Regions from separate parts of the Homo sapiens genome. Here region 1 is linked to region 2. A link is a loop called in an ENCODE intact Hi-C map of the cell type or tissue named here. Cell type or tissue: Caco-2. All regions are shown on one strand. Links, peaks and the distances in the headings refer to the core of each region. The heading gives the core; the rest is flanking DNA. Region 1 has its middle 60 kb from the start of PTENP1-AS. Region 2 has its middle 45 kb from the start of PTENP1-AS.

Region 1 (2,917 bases), core at 324-2,823, 100 kb before region 2:
AGTGATAAAACACCACAGGAATATCCAGATGCTCCTTGACTTGCAGTGGGGTAATATCCTGATAAATCCAGCATAGATTGAAAACATCATAATTCAACTTACAATATCCAGCTTATCTGTACATAACCCCATCATAAGTCAAGGAGCACACTGAAATGCATATTGCTTTTGCACCATTGTAAAGCTGAAAAGTCATTGAACCATCATGAGACCATCTGTACCTGACAATTAGTGTTTCTCAAAATAAATAGGAAGATTTTCTTCCGATCTGAAGGTCTTCCAGCCACTCCCTCCCAGACATATCATAATATTGGGCCAGAGGTCACCCATAGCAAGCTGTCCTTACTTACTCTTTGCAGAAAAAGTACAGTTACAGTATGAAGTGGCCTCATTTTAATGAGGCCCAACATACCCAAGAAATAAAAATGCAGCCACAGGAGCATACAGATGCCCTTCAATAGATATGTCAATATTAACATAATGCAATAGCTATATTTGTTATAAAATGATTTCACTATTGCACAAACATAATATGATGGGCGAAGTCTTAATCTTATCTTTTCTAGCTACCTATGCCAGAGAAGTAGAACTAAATATTAAATGAAAGCACAATTGGGAGGCTGTTATAAAAATGAAAACATAGGGCTTTCAAAACAACTTTCCAGCTCCTTGTAATTGCTACACATTTTCAACGTCAATCCATTAAAACAAGTATCCCAGCATGTTCAAATCAAAGAATTTCTTATGCCTCCTAGAAACTAGTTTCACTGTCCAGTACTTAGTATGACCTCCATTACAAGAGAATAAATGTAACTAATTATTCTCACAACCTCAACAGTGATTAACACAGAAACATACAAGCTAAATCGAGAAATGTTATTAGAATGTTTAGAATTAAGTCCATCTATATGTGAGGGAAATTGTCATGAGATACTCACGAGGTAACTATCTCATTTAGAAAATGACGAAGTGGCTTCAACATGATTATGAAGAAACATTGGACTTCCAGCCGAGGCACTGGCCTGGGCATTATCAATATTTATGGTAGTGCCAACCTGTAGGTCTAGTGATTAACAACCATGAGTTGTCTTGGTGTAATTACTTTGAGGATATGAAACAGAAGCAGCAGACTCCAATGCCATTCATTACCCAAACATACACTCCTTTCCTTACAAGAAACTCGCTTAAGTCATTGCAATGCTCTACGTCTCAGTGTATCTTTAATAAATTTGGAAGTTGAATTGGGAAATCTTTAGGCCACTTTAGACACTGTATGGGTTTTTTGTTTTCTTTTGAGACGGAGTCTCATTCTGTCGCCCAGGCTGGAGTGCAGTGGCACGATCTCAGCTCACTGCAACCTCTGCCTCCCGGGTTCAAGCAATTCTCTGCCTCAGCCTCCCGAGGAGCCGGGATTATAGGCGCCCGCCACCACGCCTGGCTAATTTTTGTGTTTTTAGTAGAGACGGGGTTTCACCATGTTGGCCAGGTTGGTCTTGAATTCCTAACCTTGTGATCTACCCGCCTCGGCCTCCCAAAGTGCTGGAATTACAGGCGTGAGCCACCTCGCCGACCTGTATGGTTCTTTGACAGGCAGAGAGATGGATGTAACACGGGTCATGAGCAAAGATTACCACCAGGGGGCAGACTAGAGCATCCTTGGGATTCTGTGATCAGTCATCCCTCCTCGCTGGTGAATGGAGACAGTGGTCACAACTCTCCCCAGAGAAGGTGGTGTGGGGCCATCACGGAAGATGCTGCTGCTTCTGCTGCTTCTGGGGCCAGGTATGAGCCTCCTTCTACCTGGGAGCTTGGGTGGGCATGTGCGTGTGTTGCCATGGTCAAGCGGTGGCCAGGCAATGTGGATTGTTTATGCTCATCGAAGGGAGAGGGAGCGGCCCTGCTCTCTAGAGGTGTAAAGGGTAAGGTGAGAGCCGCCAGTCAGAGGAGATAGGGGATTATAGCCCTAGGGAGATGACAGGAAGATTGCACAAAACAAACAGGATTCTCCAGGAGCTGGGAGCACGGGGAGGGAGGGAGGCTGAGCTCGGCCTGGCATCCTGTCTGACTCGGCTCCCACTGGGCTCTCCTCTCTCTGGCTTCTGTTTCAGCAGGCTCCGGGCTTAGTGCTGTCGTCTCTCAACATCCGAGCAGGGTTATCTGTAAGAGTGGAACCTCTGTGAACATCGAGTGCCGTTCCCTGGACTTTCAGGCCACAACTATGTTTTGGTATCGTCAGCTCCGGAAACAGAGCCTCATGCTGATGGCAACTTCCAATGAGGGCTCCGAGGTCACATACGAGCAAGGCGTCAAGAAGGACAAGTTTCCCATCAACCATCCAAACCTGACCTTCTCCGCTCTGACAGTGACCAGTGCCCATCCTGAAGACAGCAGCTTCTACATCTGCAGTGCTAGAGACACAGCGCCAGGAGGGGATCAGAGACCGCGGCAAGAACCCCTGCAGCTGCTCCTCCACCCCAGCAGGCCCACTGAGTGCTGAGAAGGGAGGCGTGGAGAATGGAAAACCACAGCTTTCCTGACTGAGACATCTGGGAGTGTGTGTGCAGGGGGTGGGGCAGGGGATGGGTAGGGGGAGAAAAAGAAAAGAAGCACTGTGAGTGTGGAGTATGGAGGAGGTGTAGTGTTTGAGACCCACGAAATGGCAATAGAGTTGGGCCTAAAGAGGTAAGTGAACATGGAAAGTTCCCTGAAAATTATAAAACCTAGAATTTTGCCCTGACTCTGCCACATTAGTCATGTGTTCTTGAATAGATCTACATATAATCCTAGAGGTACATATGAAGACAGTTGTATAACCACTGTGTACTTCCTATAATAAACTTCAGCAATTGGCTCTCTTTCTTGTCATCATGCTGGGCTCTCAAGACAAAGATAACCAAGAGGCAGCCAAGTAGAGAGT
Region 2 (2,917 bases), core at 168-2,667:
ATAGAGAGAGGAGAGGGGGTTGTCAGCAGGAGCAGCCCAGGAGACACTCAGTGAGAATACGCAAGGGTCTGCACCTGTCAGACTTTGGTCTGCATAATTATATGCATAATTTGCATATAATTTGGTATGCAAGATTGCAATGCGATTAAGCTATCTTGCAGTATCTTAAAGAAACTCTGGTAAAGGGTACCCTAGATACTAGTAAAATGAATTAGCTGTGCACATATGTGGAGGAGATTGTAACTGGGGTGGAAGTAAGACTTCACTGTATACCTTTCTGTGTGAATTGATTTTTGAGCCAATGTAATGCCTATTCTAAAACAAAATATAGCACTTCATATAAAGGGCAAAATTAAAACATAATGGAAAAACTACCAAAACCCAATGAGGAAGTCATTGTTCCAATGCCCAAGTTGGGGTGGAGTGAAGCAGAGAACATTCTCCACCACTTTGCAGGTGTGGAGGAATATGGCTGGACGGAATTCGCAGAAGAGCACAGCTCCCGTGGACTCTGTCCTTCCAGAGCCTCTCAACCCTTGTCAGCCTGGGAAGGGGGCCTGAACCAGTGAACCAGAGCCTCTCAAATGTCAGCCTGAGTAATTTTTTGCCTCTAAGTATTCTTTTGTGGCTTCTTCTGAGAAGGTTCACAAATTTTCCTTTTCTTTACAGACATCTCACAAATCCTTAAGGAGGAGGCTGTGTCCCTAGAGTCCTGTAGTCGAGACATTTGAGAATTTGGGACCCAGTTGGAAGTGGTTGCGTATTTCCATTGTGTGGGAATATGTAAAAGGCCCAAGCCTCACCAAGAAGGGAAGACCAGGCTGCTCTCATCTCAAGGGCCAGTTGCTTCACACACCGGAGTGGGCCTAATGTTCAAGGAGCTTCTTTCTCCATTTCTCCCCACAGTGCTTAACGTCTCAGGCCACGGGCTGCCAGCACTCACCTGCCGAGGCCGCCCTGCGGCCTCCCTGTTCTGAGGCCCCTGCCTCTCCCTGATGAAACTTCCTCCGTGCTAACTTGGCAAGAAAAGGCAAACGCTGCTGTGCTTCCCTTTGCCCTTGAAAAGAATGAGGTTTAGGGGAGGCTCTGCACAGTCCTGTGCTGTCCGGGATAGCTGAGCAGAAGCTGTTGAAGCCGGCCTGCTGGACTGAGCTTGGTCCAGCAGCCTATCCACGTGAGAGCCCTGGCTATCTGGAGGCACAGGGAGCTGCTGGGCCTGCAGCGTCCCACCTGGAGGGAAAGAACGCACCGCCAAGGAGGCGTGGGCCCTGCAGCCCGTGCTGGGCCGCGAATCTGGTAGCCACGCTTCTCCGGCGGAACGCGGCGCCCCCTGGCGGCAGAACGCTTGTGGCCGCCGTTACACTCGTGTGGAAACAGCGCCATCTGCCGAATGCTCCATCTCATTGCTGATTGGCCCACACAGACTTTGTAAGGATTTTTCCTTCTGCTTGCTTAAATCAGGCCATATTGAGCCTATTCAAAGTGTACTTCTGAAATGAAAAAAGAAAGTGACTGTACAAGATGTTTTGCTCACTGGAAAAACGAGGATGAATGGAAAATGGGTAGCGATTATCTGAATAATATGTGCTTCCTGTCTGTAGTGAGGTGTGAACATGGTGGGGCCGCACATTGCAGAGGAAAACGCATGCATTTTGGAGTCAGGCAACTGCGATCAAATTCTTACTAGCTTTGTGAGCTAGGAAAGTTACTTAGCATTTCCAAGCCTCATTTGTCCTTATCTGTAAAGTAGAAGTACATTTACCTTGCAGCATTGTAGCAAAAGTTAAATAAAACAATGTGCATAAAATGAAAATTAAATGTGTATGAAGTAAGATAATATATATAATAGGTAGACTTTAAAGTATAACATAAAAATATCACATAGCCATTTTTTTCTAATTGTTAGAATTGTGAAATATTCCTGAAATGGATTTATCAAATGAGAAGACAGAATCTCTCTGAGGTATTTTTAAATTTTCTCTAGAATGGTTGATTCTGACCTTTCTGTAAAAGACGATCTATTTCTGGGCACAGATCCTAGAAACAGAATTCTGCCAAAGTGAGACTCCACTAACATTTATTGAATGTCTGCCGCATGCTACACACTTTCAAAGATGCTCTTTCATTATCGCCAGTAAAATCTGAAGCTTCAGGATCTATTCCTCTTCCCAGCAGAAAGTTTTGCCAGGAATATCAGAACCTCTTTTTTACAGCCTCTCAAGTACTTTCAAGATTATTCAGAAAAGCCCAAAACTTTGAACAACCCAAATGCCAATTAACAGGAGAATCAACGATACTACATCCATACAATGAAATATTACTGGGCAATGAAAAAGACAAACAACCAGATAAACATCATAGGAGGGACTCTCAAATCTGAGGCAAAAATAGTCAGGCCAAAAAATATACTGTATTTGCATGAAGTTCTAGAATATGAAAATCTAATTGATGGTGGTAGAAATCAGAATCGTTGTCCGCACAGGATAGGCGTGGGGATTGACTGCAGAGGGGCACTAGGGAACTTGTGGGGTGATGGACATGTCCTGAATGTTGATCTGGGTGCTGATTGCACAGTTATGTACAGGCAGTGGTGTGCTGAAGCCCGCTGGCACCATCAAGAGAGTGGACTGTTAATTTTTCAGGATGTCTGCAAGCCAGTCAACATCACATTGATAGCTTGGAATCCACCACGGTGGAAATATTTATACTCCAGAAATTGGCAAACACTACAAAGCAGGGCTTTTTTATCCCACCAGAGAGCCAGTTGTAAAACATGTATGAACACACCACTGTATACATTTGCCAAAGCTCATTGAATTATATATTTCAGATCTATGCATTATATTGTATGGAAATTATATTTCAAAAATGGGGGTGAATAAAAGCTCTCTGCTATCAGAGTGTGCAGAGCACAGCT

The links. Peaks named below come from ENCODE experiments on the same cell type or tissue, not always from the same donor. Only the 100,000 strongest peaks of a DNase experiment are listed, where the experiment ranks them.
Region 1: a loop joins it to region 2, with 9 times the contacts of the local background. A loop is called at or near these places in 103 of 110 quality-filtered maps.

The regions. Positions count from the first base shown.
Region 1 is chr9:33,616,094-33,619,010 of GRCh38, forward strand. It overlaps the pseudogene TRBV20OR9-2. Among named protein-coding and RNA genes, the nearest start is that of PTENP1-AS, 60 kb to the right of the region's middle. In Caco-2, for the core only: a CTCF peak has its summit at 1,660 (motif pointing right); a DNase peak (open chromatin) is centred at 1,658.
Region 2 is chr9:33,720,922-33,723,838 of GRCh38, forward strand. No RefSeq gene overlaps it. Among named protein-coding and RNA genes, the nearest start is that of PTENP1-AS, 45 kb to the left of the region's middle. RefSeq lists enhancers at 588-1,089, 1,090-1,589. In Caco-2, for the core only: a CTCF peak has its summit at 1,376 (motif pointing left); a DNase peak (open chromatin) is centred at 1,310.